4 separate regions of the Homo sapiens genome follow, and regions 1, 2 and 4 are each linked to region 3. A link is a contact called in ENCODE Hi-C or POLR2A ChIA-PET data. All regions are on one chromosome and are shown on one strand. The core of a region is the stretch at or near the end of the contact, and the rest is flanking DNA. Distances in the headings are between cores, read along the strand shown. Region 1 holds the start of DNTT (DNA nucleotidylexotransferase). Region 2 holds the start of BLNK (B cell linker). Region 3 holds the start of ENTPD1 (ectonucleoside triphosphate diphosphohydrolase 1). Region 4 overlaps PIK3AP1 (phosphoinositide-3-kinase adaptor protein 1).

What was found. A loop is a pair of places that touch in the nucleus more often than their neighbours do. ChIA-PET counts read pairs that join two places held with the same protein, here RNA polymerase II (POLR2A). Pooled maps may share reads with other maps.
Region 1: POLR2A ChIA-PET joins it to region 3 with 16 read pairs in activated B cell. The contact joins the promoter of DNTT here to the promoter of ENTPD1 in region 3. A Hi-C loop is called at or near these places in 1 of 37 single-sample maps with no recorded cell type. POLR2A ChIA-PET finds 5 or more read pairs at or near these places in 2 of 52 experiments (WTC11 and activated B cell).
Region 2: a loop to region 3 is called in a map of B cell, with 5 times the contacts of the local background. The contact joins the promoter of BLNK here to the promoter of ENTPD1 in region 3. A Hi-C loop is called at or near these places in 2 of 168 maps with a recorded cell type or tissue (B cell and OCI-LY7), 19 of 37 single-sample maps with no recorded cell type and 6 of 50 pooled maps. POLR2A ChIA-PET finds 5 or more read pairs at or near these places in 1 of 52 experiments (GM12878).
Region 4: a loop to region 3 is called in a pooled map, with 4 times the contacts of the local background. The contact joins the enhancer-like site here to the promoter of ENTPD1 in region 3. A Hi-C loop is called at or near these places in 1 of 37 single-sample maps with no recorded cell type and 3 of 50 pooled maps. POLR2A ChIA-PET finds 5 or more read pairs at or near these places in 1 of 52 experiments (GM12878).

What each region holds. Positions count from the first base shown.
Region 1 is chr10:96,303,041-96,305,780 of GRCh38, reverse strand. DNTT (DNA nucleotidylexotransferase) reads right to left here and starts at 1,347. Exons shown (of 11, transcript NM_004088.4): 1 at 1,081-1,347. The coding sequence starts at 1,283.
Region 2 is chr10:96,270,309-96,273,008 of GRCh38, reverse strand. It overlaps BLNK (B cell linker), which reads left to right and starts at 1,440. Exons shown (of 17, transcript NM_013314.4): 1 at 1,440-1,657. The coding sequence starts at 1,611. RefSeq lists enhancers at 286-385, 2,495-2,544, 2,575-2,694.
Region 3 is chr10:95,754,760-95,757,459 of GRCh38, reverse strand. It overlaps ENTPD1 (ectonucleoside triphosphate diphosphohydrolase 1), which reads right to left and starts at 1,297. Exons shown (of 10, transcript NM_001776.6): 1 at 1,205-1,297. The coding sequence starts at 1,220. ENTPD1-AS1 (ENTPD1 antisense RNA 1) reads left to right here. Exons shown (of 6, transcript NR_038444.1): 6 at 746-2,700. RefSeq lists a silencer at 47-106 and an enhancer at 1,437-1,736.
Region 4 is chr10:96,703,996-96,706,695 of GRCh38, reverse strand. The region is part of intron 2 of PIK3AP1 (phosphoinositide-3-kinase adaptor protein 1); the gene reads left to right. Among named protein-coding and RNA genes, the nearest start is that of PIK3AP1, 15 kb to the left of the region's middle. Within about 2 kb of position 1,400, at least 3 of the 41 ENCODE cell types and tissues checked have a DNase peak (open chromatin) inside an H3K27ac peak, as active enhancers do.

The DNA.
Region 1 (2,740 bases), core at 98-2,597, 550 kb before region 3:
TAACATATCTGAAAATTGACTTTTGAAATATGTCTCCTCAACACTTGGAAGCTGACATTTCTTCTGCATGACATGCTTGTCAGTTTTATTTTCAAATATCAAAGACTATTTATACAATCAAAATGTCCTTTCACATAAAATTTTTATAGTTTTGCCTGAAAATTTGTGGTCAATTTATTTCTTGCACAGTCAAAGCGGTCAACTGCATAAATCATTACTCCTTCATTGCAAGCCCCTTAACAGTTTAATCCAGAACCATCACTTATGTCAAGGTTCTAATACCATTTGTTTCTGGATTTTGCTTGTTTTCTCTTCATCTATTTGAGATCAGTGAAGAGCTTACACAGAAGTTAGAAAAACAACAAGAATAATTGCTGTTCAAGGTGAGTGGATTAGTGAGTGAACCAATCTAGGTGGTCCAAATGCTTCTATCGCCTCCTTGCCTGGGCTCTGATTACATCTCACTCAGTGTGATGTCTGTCATCCCTGGACAGAGCTGTCTTAACAGTGAATACATCTTTACCTAGCATCTCTCTTTCTAAGAACCCCACTAGGACCACTCTTTGGAAAAATGTGGTCAAGGCCACATCTGGGTGCCTGTGGTAAGCTGGCTAGTCATCCTCGCCCACCACAGATGCTAGCTGCCTTAGCACGCCCAGATGTATAGGTAAGAACCAAGCAACCAAATCATCTTTCTGCATCAAAGTAGCCAAAACTTTTTTGTTGAACCCAGTGATACTTTGTTCAAATTGGTCAAGAATAGAATTGAGTGGTTCAGCATTAAATTTTCCAATTAGTGTTCTGCTTATCATCCCTAAATAACACATCTCATAGGAGTGAAAAGCAAAAAACAAAAAATTTATCTCATCTTTTGGTGTCAACTAGTTTCAATATAATTGTATTCAGTCCCCACTTATCTCGTTTTCCTTAACTAGTTGTTCTTTGATTTCAAATCTGCTGTTCTCCCAGTGGGAAGATCACCTCTTCCACATGTGGAAGAAAACACAGGTTCCTTGGGTTCCCAAGAAGCTGTTCACAAAGCCTCTGCTTATTTACAAAGCAAGATCGATGCTGTCCTACCTGAGCTCATTTTCAACCCTGAACCCTTTCCTGCGGGCCAGCTCCATGAGGAACGCTCTGCGGGTGGTTCCCATTTTCTTCTCCAAAATGAAGACGACCAAATCTTGAAATTTGATGTCTTGAGGAGAGGAGGCCATCAAGGCACCCGTCTGCCGGGGTCTCTTCTTCCGAGGGCTCAAGTGGGACGCTCGTGGTGGATCCATGGGAAGAGGCTGCTGCTGCCTCTGGCTGGCCCATCTGGTGGTGTCTCCAGAAGGGAGGGAGACTGCCACCCTCCTACACGAAGGGTTTTGATGTCATCTCACCAGCAGACTCTGAAGCCAGGCCAGGGCTTCACAGGTGCTGCCCTGGCAACAGCTTCCTGCCAAAGTGTGATGGGGAATTTTTATCTCTGTTCAGTTCATTTGTCCAATATGGAGATCATAATGAAGACAGTCAATTAACTTTTGTTTTCATACGCACAATCTCATTAGCTCCTCAGAGTAACCTCGTGAGGAAGGTAGGGAAGCATCATTGTTTGCATGTTATTTATTTCTAAATGTACTGAGGCCCTTCTGTGGTCTTTATTTATTGATCCCCTTTAAACCTCCCAACTCACTTGCATTCTCCTCCTTTTGTAGACAATCATTACACTGTACTGGATGTCTGTTATTTGCATGGGTGTTATATTCTGCTTGTGGTTGTTTTGACTTTACATAAATGGCATTGTTACATTTCTCATTTTGCCAATCACCTTTTTATTTCACTTGGAACTATGTTTTCCAGATCCGTATTCTAATTGCTCTGTTGCTTCTAACTGCTCCATAGTATTTCATGGTGGGTATTACCACCTGTTCACTTACATAGGTACATTTTATAAGCAAGAGAACCAAGGCTCAGTTATTCAAGATCACAGAATAAGGGGCCAAGCCATATCTTGAATTCAGTTCTTTGGATTCCAAATGCTGTATGCATATATTAGTTTTTTAAGTGGATTAAGGTTGTCCAGAGAGTAGTCTGTTATAAACCCTAAAATAGGTCTTCTTCAGTGGGATGGTATGACTTTTAGATGATAACCACTGCCATAAGGAGACATTTTCATAACTTTATGTGCAAAATTAAATTTGTCTTTCACCAATACACTCTATAGATCTCATTTCCTGAGCAGCTACTACACGGCCAAGGCAAGCACCTACCAGCCTTAGCTGACAGGATCCTCACAATACCACTGTCAGGTGGTCCTACCTTTCTCATTTGGCTAAACAATTTGCCCAAGGTCACAGAGCTACTGAATTTTCACAACTGAGAAATGATTGAGCTAGGATTTGGACTCAGATCTGTCTGATTTTAAAAGACTACTCTTAACCACCAAGGAGCCTTCCTCTGTATTGTCTTCTCCAATAACCAATCTGAGCTCTGCTCACCCTTTGTCCTTTTTTTTTTTTTTGGAGATGGAGTTTCGCTCTTATTGCCCAGGCTAGAGTGCAGTGACACAATCTCAGCTCACTGCAACCTCCACCTCCTGGGTTCAAGCGATCCTGCTACCTCAGCCTCCTGAATAGCTGGGATTACAGGCGCACGCCACCACGCCTGGCTAATTTTTGTATTTTTAGTAGAGATGGGGTTTCACCATGTTGGTCAGGCTGGTCTTGAACTCCTGACCTCAGGTGATCGGCCCACC
Region 2 (2,700 bases), core at 191-2,690, 520 kb before region 3:
AGAACATCCATTTGTGCAAAGAAGAGGCACAGGAGGGAAGAAATCCATCCACGGTTTCCACCTCTACCACTGCCGCTGTTCCTTCTCCCCCTCCTCCTCTGTCTCCTCCTCCTCCGCTTCTTCTTCCTCCTCCTCCTCCGCTTCTTCCTCCTCCTCCTCCTCCTCTTCCTCCACCTCCTTCTCCTCTTCTGTCTTCTCCTCTTTCCCCACTGTCTTCAGCCAGATCTTGGGTCTGCAACAGGAGAGGTAACTGAGAGCTCTTTACTTTGTCCTGCTGTGTATTCTGACCCAGGAGAAGACTGGTTCCCTTGATAAATGTTGGAAACGTGTACTTTATTCCACAAGGGTGAGCAGGGCATTCTCAATGGCTGCAGAAAAGTGTGTCCAGGTACAAAAGGTCACTTCCCTCCCATTTTCTTCCTCCTTGACCCTGGACTGCGGGCTGCTCTTTAAACAACAGGTAAATCAGCATTTTTCAGATTAGGCAGAAGGAAATATAAAGTCTTCCAGGAGGGAAGTAGAGTTCTCTGAATAGGTTCAGCCCCTACAGGTATGGCTCCCTCCTCCCAGCCTCACCCCACCTGTCTGACCTTGAGATGGCCTCGTGTCTGGCGTGTCACTGGGTGTGATGAGCAAGTGGTGGACAGGACAGAAAGAGGCAAATGCAAGGAGGGGAATGGCATTCTGCTTTTAGGACTTCAGAATGGCCTGATGTAGGAATTGCATTGTTGTGAAACTGTTAGATTTGTTCTCATCTGACTTTTGGGTACATCCTGGTTTGTTTGAAAGCATCTGGCTATCGGCGAGGTAACTCCTGACTCTATCAGGCAATAAGGAGGCTGCACATCTGACGATAGAGTTCATCTCCCCTTTCCTGAGTCATCCATCCCTACCCCCAGATGAACAGAGAATTGCCCATCCCATTTTAAATAGAGCTCCAGAAAAAGAGATACTCTAATTCTCTGAGTAAACTGTTACCACCATGCCACTGACAACCTGATATTTATTTTTAAACGTATTGCCCGCATCGGGGGGTAGGAAAAAGCACAAAAATGCCATTTTTATATAATGGTTCTATAAGTAGAAAAAGCTTATCCATAACTTTATGCAAATAAGCAGAAAGTCTCCAAGAGAGGTTCAGATGGACTTGATTACTCTGCTTTTCCTTGAGCCCAGGAAGTTCCCAGTTATAGCATGCACCTGCTGGAAACAGACTATATGTGTTTGGGACAAACAGGAAGTAGTGACCAGCCAGAAACTTGTCCTAACCTGGTTACAAATCTGATTGTAAAAGAAAGCAGCTGGAAAGAAATTTGCCTGCCCAATAGGTTTCATTATTAAAGTTTACACAAAGTGGAGTAATCACCAAGCTGGCTGGCTATCCAGATCACATGATTATGTAGAAACATGAAACTTGACTATGTGCTCGGGCAAGTTTTACTTCTCCCTAGAGCAGGGGTGTTTGCCAGCAGCCTGCACTCTCAGAAATCAGACTTGAGTGGCCGGAACCCTTGAGACCAGAGGCTTACCATGCTGCTCCCTAGGAGGGCCAGGAACTGCTGACGTGACCACTGGACAGTTATTCGTGTCTCTTACAATTACCAAACAGAATGGACAAGCTTAATAAAATAACCGTCCCCGCCAGTCAGAAGTTGAGGTAAGATTTTCCCCACCCAATACCCTTCTTCATCTCCTTTTTTTCCCCCCAGTGCTCTTATGGCATCTCAGAAATACTGAAATCCTGGAATGCTTTGCTAGTTTCCAGTGGGTGGCACTTACTATAGGGAAGTGGACTGAGCTTTTAGGGAAAGCATTGGGTGGCACTTGCTATAGGGAAGTGAACTGAGTTCTTAAAGAAATGTGTAGGAACAAGAGAGACTTGCTTTAGCTGCCTCTTACAATAAAGTGTAAAGCTCTGGAAAGATAATAAAACAAATGCCAAGGGCTTAGATTCTACTGAAGGTCAACTTTTAGAATCTGAATGCAACCAACTTTTCTAAGGAAGGGTTTCTCTAAACTGAGTCCTCACCCATTTTATTGCAGGTTACTATTTAATTTTAAGGATAGCTGTAATCATTTGTTATTCATTGTTTTATTGTCTCATTTATTTTGTGGGTGTATATGACAAGTGTGTTTGGGGGGATTAGATCTGTCTTTCCAATGCCCTCATGTCAATGTAACAATATCCATAACAAGCCTCTCAAAAAGAATAAACCAGAAGCGGCCCCATGGGCGTGAGTCAAGGAGCTATGGAAAAGACAACTTCCCCAAATTTTGCTTTTGAAGGTCTTCTTTTTGTCTCATTGTAATGGCATCATGGCTTTCAGAGACTGGAACTTTTAAAGTTCTGGGAGTGCAGTTTTTTTTTCACATTTTTTAACAGTTTTTTTTTTTTATTATACTTTTAAGTTCTGGGGTACATGTGCAGAAGGTGCAGGTTTGTTACATAGGTATACACATCCCATGGTGGTTTGCTGCACCCATCGACCTGTCATCTACATTAGGTATTTCTCCTAATTCTCTCCCTCCCCTAGTCCCCCACCTTGACAGGCCCCGGTGTGTGATGTTCCCCTCTGTTCAGGGAGTGTTTTCTATTCTGACTACATATTAGAACTTAGCCAAATGTTCAGGGGGTGATGTGACACATGTAGCAGACAAGTAATCACAGATAACAATGAGCCAGAGAATTGAAGCTTTTGA
Region 3 (2,700 bases), core at 48-2,547:
AAAAAGCAGAGAAACAGTATTGGGGAGTGGAAAAGCCCACCAGCCCTGCCTCAGACCACCTCCATCCACACTCAGCCCTTACTAACTATGAGATCTCAAGGCAAGTTATCCTCTCAGTACCTCAATTATGCCATCTGGAAAATGGGAATGTCAATGATAGCACTTGTAAGGTTCATGTGACAAGTAAGTAGCACATGTAATATGCTAGGTATAGCTCCCAACACAGAATAAAGACTTAGTCAACATTAACAGCTATCATTATTGTAAGTATTAAGAAATATGTTGGCTACTCATGCTATTCTTCCATGTTCTATACGGTATAAGCATGTGGGAATGTTAGAAGTTAGAGATGATAAAGAAGGAGGAGAAGGAGGTTTACAACCCTATACTCCCTCACTGCTGCAGAGATTCTTCCTGGCTCTCACACGCTGGCAAGCAGCTGGCTCTCCGTCTTGGCAGAAAATGCCCAAAAGAGGTAAAAGATAGAGACTGCACACCATCTGTGCAAACCAGGCTGCTCTTGTAGTTTTTAGACAAAATCTAAATGTAGTCAGATGTGACCTGCCCTTTTAAGATAGAATTATTCTATTTCCTCCCTCTACCCGTCCCCGTCCCCCACTCTGTCCCCCACATAAAACTCCCCCACATATCTCAAGAAACTTTCAGCATTTTGAAAGACATACTCTGGGGTCCTGTTGTGACAGCCTTGTGCCACATTAACTTCTCTGTCTTGTTCCCAGCAAAGAAGCCTTTGCTAATTTCACAACAGGAAAGCATGCAAGAAATTCGAGAACAAAACAAATCTACACGCAGAGCCCAGCATCTTCAAGCAAACACCCTGAGGTACAGACCCGAGGCTAGATGAGTCCGGACTGCAGATGAGGCAGCTGCCTCTTAAACTGCAAGGGGACTGAAAAAGTCATTTGCCTCTAAAAAAACCAACTCTGAATACAAATTGATAATGAATATTCATGAGCCCCTCCAGCTTGCTCTAGAGCCACCCTTGACTGCAACCCTGGACTCTGCTTCCTAAAAAGTTTCCCAAAGCTCTTTCTCTGCCTCCTCTCAGAAGGAAGAGGGTGGGAAAGTTCATTCAGGGCTTTTTGCCTCCAGCTTTCAAGTACTTGCTTTTTGGTCTGGGCTTTTATTTTTCCTTCTATTTTTTTTTTCTTAAGGATTCAGATCAAATCAATTTTGGTCTTACCCTTTGTATCTTCCATAAGTAGCAGCTTTTGTTTTCCTCCTCTTTCCTCGTCTTTCCCCCCCCCAGCCTCTGCTTGCTGTGGTCCGTCTCCGTGAGAGAGGTCCTCAAGGAAACAGAGATATAACAGACCCTTGGGCTCGTGGGAGGGGCTAAATTAGCCGGCCCCGTTTCGGAAGGAACCTCAAACCCTGTCTTTTTCATTGACTAGAAAGGACAGATTGACTGAGGAGTCCAGCAGCTCATTTTCCTAAAGTTACTCGAAGCCTTTTCCAGGTTGTAATTTTTTGCATCCTTGAAGCAATGTATATTCAAATCTCTCTCTCTTTCTCCCTTCTTCCCTCTCTCCCTTACTCCCTCCCTCTTCATCTCTCTCTCCCTCTCTTCGTTATAGAAATCCCTTTTTCTCCCTTGAAAAAGTCATCTCAGCTGCAAGCAAAAAAAGCTATTCCTTACTGCAATTATGAAGCTAGATAATAAGAAAGTTGTTACCTTGAAACCCGCTCGAAAAACTGAAAGTCAAGAACAGTTCTTCCCTCCCCATAAAGCCTCTGGTCCCATGACCAGCAATCCTTTCTCAAGGCTCATTAGAGCAAAGAGCAACAGGTGACCCAAGCGATGAGTTTCCTGCAGGAGACGCTGCGTTATTGGTTGGAAGGCTGGGTGGAACCACAGAGGAGCTGCTCAATGGGAACCGCTGCCTGGCTATGAATTGATGAAAGTCATCCACCATTTCCCAACTTTGACTTCCTACCTTTGAAGTCTAATGAGCATGAATTACCACATCCAGACCGTCAAGATTACCCCAATGTAGATGAGAGCCTGACCAAATTATTTTTAAACTGTGTAACAAAATTATTTTGAAATCAAAACAAGGGCTAATCCTTTGAAAGGAAGGTAAGTCCTCAAGTCCCAAGGCGACTTGGCAGCTTCTCCCTCCACAAGGCTGTTGCAAACCTTAGCATTTCAGGTCTGAAAGATACCTCAGACATTGAGTCTAAAAGAGGTTAGAGATGTGGAGAGGTTAAGCCACCTGCTCATGCTCACATACATGGTCTCTCTTATTTGCTACCATGTTCCCCAGCACCTAATACAGTTTCTCTCACAGCATGGGCTCTCAATAAATATTTGATGAATGGTTGAAAAAAATGAATGAATTGCAGCAAAGCAGAAATGTAGATCTGTTTTCCTGTTTCCTAGTTCTTGATTTTTCTACATTGCTTGTCTGGCATGTAAATTTGTATCTAAAGCCAGTTATACCATATAAATCATTAAATTTGTGAGCCCGAAGGACTGTTTTGACTCTATGTAGAAACTATATTCTCCAGCGAGCTTTCAGTCATACTTTAATAAGGACAAAGGATAACCTTTTAGTTTAGGCATCTCTGTTACTTTGCACGGTGCCACATGGTATATACTCAATACATTTTTTATACTTTAATAAATTTGGAGCTGTTTAACAATACTTTATTTCTGAAATGCTTTATAGTTATAGGATT
Region 4 (2,700 bases), core at 151-2,650, 950 kb before region 3:
CCGGCTCTGCTGCTAACCAGATGCCTAGTACTGAGCAAGTCATTTTGCCTCTTTGAGTTCCAGTTTCCTTTTCTGTAAGTGGCAGATTTAGACTTGATCTAAGACACTTCCCAAGGCTAAAAATCTGTGATTCACCTAGGCCAGAAAATCTTAAATATTTTTGAAGTATGACCTTCTTGCCACATTTCATACCTGCTTTGACTCCCAGGAAGCTTAGGGCTAGAACAGTATCTAAAGACAGTACTCTCCCTACACTACATTTCTGGGATAATTGTGTCCTTAGGTACATTCCCTATAACTTGTGATAACCCATCTTTTTAAAAAATACTCCTCTTGCATACATGAGGTTTTCCTAAGGTACCTCAAAATAAAAGCAAAAGCTAATATTTTCATATACGTTACTACACCAGCTGCCCAGTCCCATGAGAAATAAGTACATGAAACTTGTTTCTTTGACTTTCTCTGTTAAAAAAAAGAATCCCAATAAGAAATTGGCTGGGCATGGCCGGGAGCGGTGGCTCACGCCTGTAATCCCAGCCCTTTGGGAGGCCGAGGCGGGCGGATCACGAGGTCAGGAGTTTGAGACCATCCTGGCTAACACGGTGAAACCCTGTCTCTACTAAAAATACAAAAAATTAGTCGGGCGAGGTGGCGGGCGCCTGTAGTCCCAGCTACTCGGGAGGCTGAGGCAGGAGAATGGCGTGAACCTGGGAGGCGGAGCTTGCAGTGAGCCGAGATGGCACCACTGCACTCCAGCCTGAGTGACAGATCAAGACTCCATCTCAAAAAAAAAAAAAAAAAAAAAAAAAAACAACTGGCTGGGCATAGTGGCTTATGCCTGTAATCCCAGCACTTTGGGAGGCTGGAGCAGAAGGATTTCTGCTTTGAAGTTTGAGACCTGTCTGGACAACATGGCAAAACCCTGTCTCTACAAAAAATACAAAAATTAGCTGGGCATGGTGGTGTGTACCTGTTGTCCTAGCTACTTGGGAGGCTGAGGTGGGAGGATCACCTGAGCCTTGGAGGTTGAGGCTGCAGTGAGCTGTGACTGAGCCACTGCATTCCAGCCTGGGGATCAACAGAGTGACACCCTGTCTCAAAAAAAAAAAAAAAAAAGAAATGCAATGGAAAATTGATAATGGGGATGAATTAATAGTAGAGACAATAATTGTGGAGTTATTGATTGTAGGGCTATTGAAACTACAGGGAGACAAATTTTAGGAAAAACTTCCTAATTATTAGAGCTGTGTGAAGGTGGAATGGGTTGCCTTTGAAGGTGGTAAGTGCCACATCTCCAGGAGTAAGAGAGTAGATACTGCAGACGTGCTGTAAAGGGATTTAGCTTTGGGGCCAGGGTTGGGCCATGTGACCTTTACAGCCTTTTGATCATAACATTCCCTTACAAGAAGTTCCCCTTTTCACCAGGAACACATTTCTCTTCTGAATTCAATTTTCCTCCTTCACCTGGTATACCTGAGGTTTTTGACTCCCAACTGAAGAAATACTGGTCATGTTCCTACTCAGACCCCAGCAGTAAATAGCATGAAAAATACCTCACTTTATAATTTATGTAACCCTTTAAAATGGTAAAAGTCCCAGAATATTTACATGGCTATATGTCTATTTTTCTTAACTTTGAGATACCTTTTGATAAAAAGGACTATTTAATGAGATATTCACTAAGCCCATTTAAAATTTAGGCTAAATTTTAGACCATGTAAAGTTTAAAGTAAAGCTTAAAGATCAAAGAGAGTGGAGTGGGTAATAGAGTAGAGGAGGTTATTTTATTCTTGAAACTTAGATTACAGGTAGTCAATTATACTTTCTTTTGCTGCTATGCTAGCTAAACAATGCTTCTCAAATTTTAATGTGCACAGAAGGACCTGGGGATCTTGTAAATATGCATATACTGACTCCTTGGGTGGGGCCAAGATCCTGCATTTCTTTTTTTTTCTTTTTTCTTTTTTTTTTCTTTTTGAGATAGAGTCTCGCTCTGTCACCCAGGCTGGAATACAGTGGCGCAATCTCGGCTCACTGCTACCTCTGCCTCCCTGGGTTCGAGCAATTCTCCTGCCTCAGCCTCCCAAGTAGATGGAATTACAGGCATGCACCACCATGCCTGGCTGATTTTTGTATTTTTAGTAGTGATGGGGTTTCACCATGTTGGCCAGGCTGGTCTTGAACTCCTGACCTCAAGTGATCTGCCTGCCTCAGCCTCACAAAGTGTTGGGATTACAGGCGTGAGCCACCGCACCCAGCCAGATTCTGCATTTCTAACAAGCTCACAGGTGATGCTGATGCTGCTGGTCCAGGTACCACTGAGTACAAACAAGGGGTCTAAGCCACCTTTCTGTTGTCAGGTCAATGGTCATGTACCTCTGTCGCATGGGAAGTATTTTCTCTAATCTCCACTTCTCCGGAAATGGAGGCACCATCACATCAGGGCAGCTCCTGGACACCCATCAGTTAGATATAAAATTAGGCCAGTATTTGGTGCTTAGGCCATCAGACTTCAGGGTAGAGCTCCTGCGTTCTCTTCCTTTGCCCCTGCTCATAGATTCGGTGCGTTCACTCTGGCAGTTTTTAATCTTTCAGGTTTCTAGATGTTGGGATGGGGTGCTACTGAGATCACAATCTTTACTCTTTCTTCATTTAATAAGCCCCTTGATCAAAATTACTACTAAAATATGTTTTGGAGGT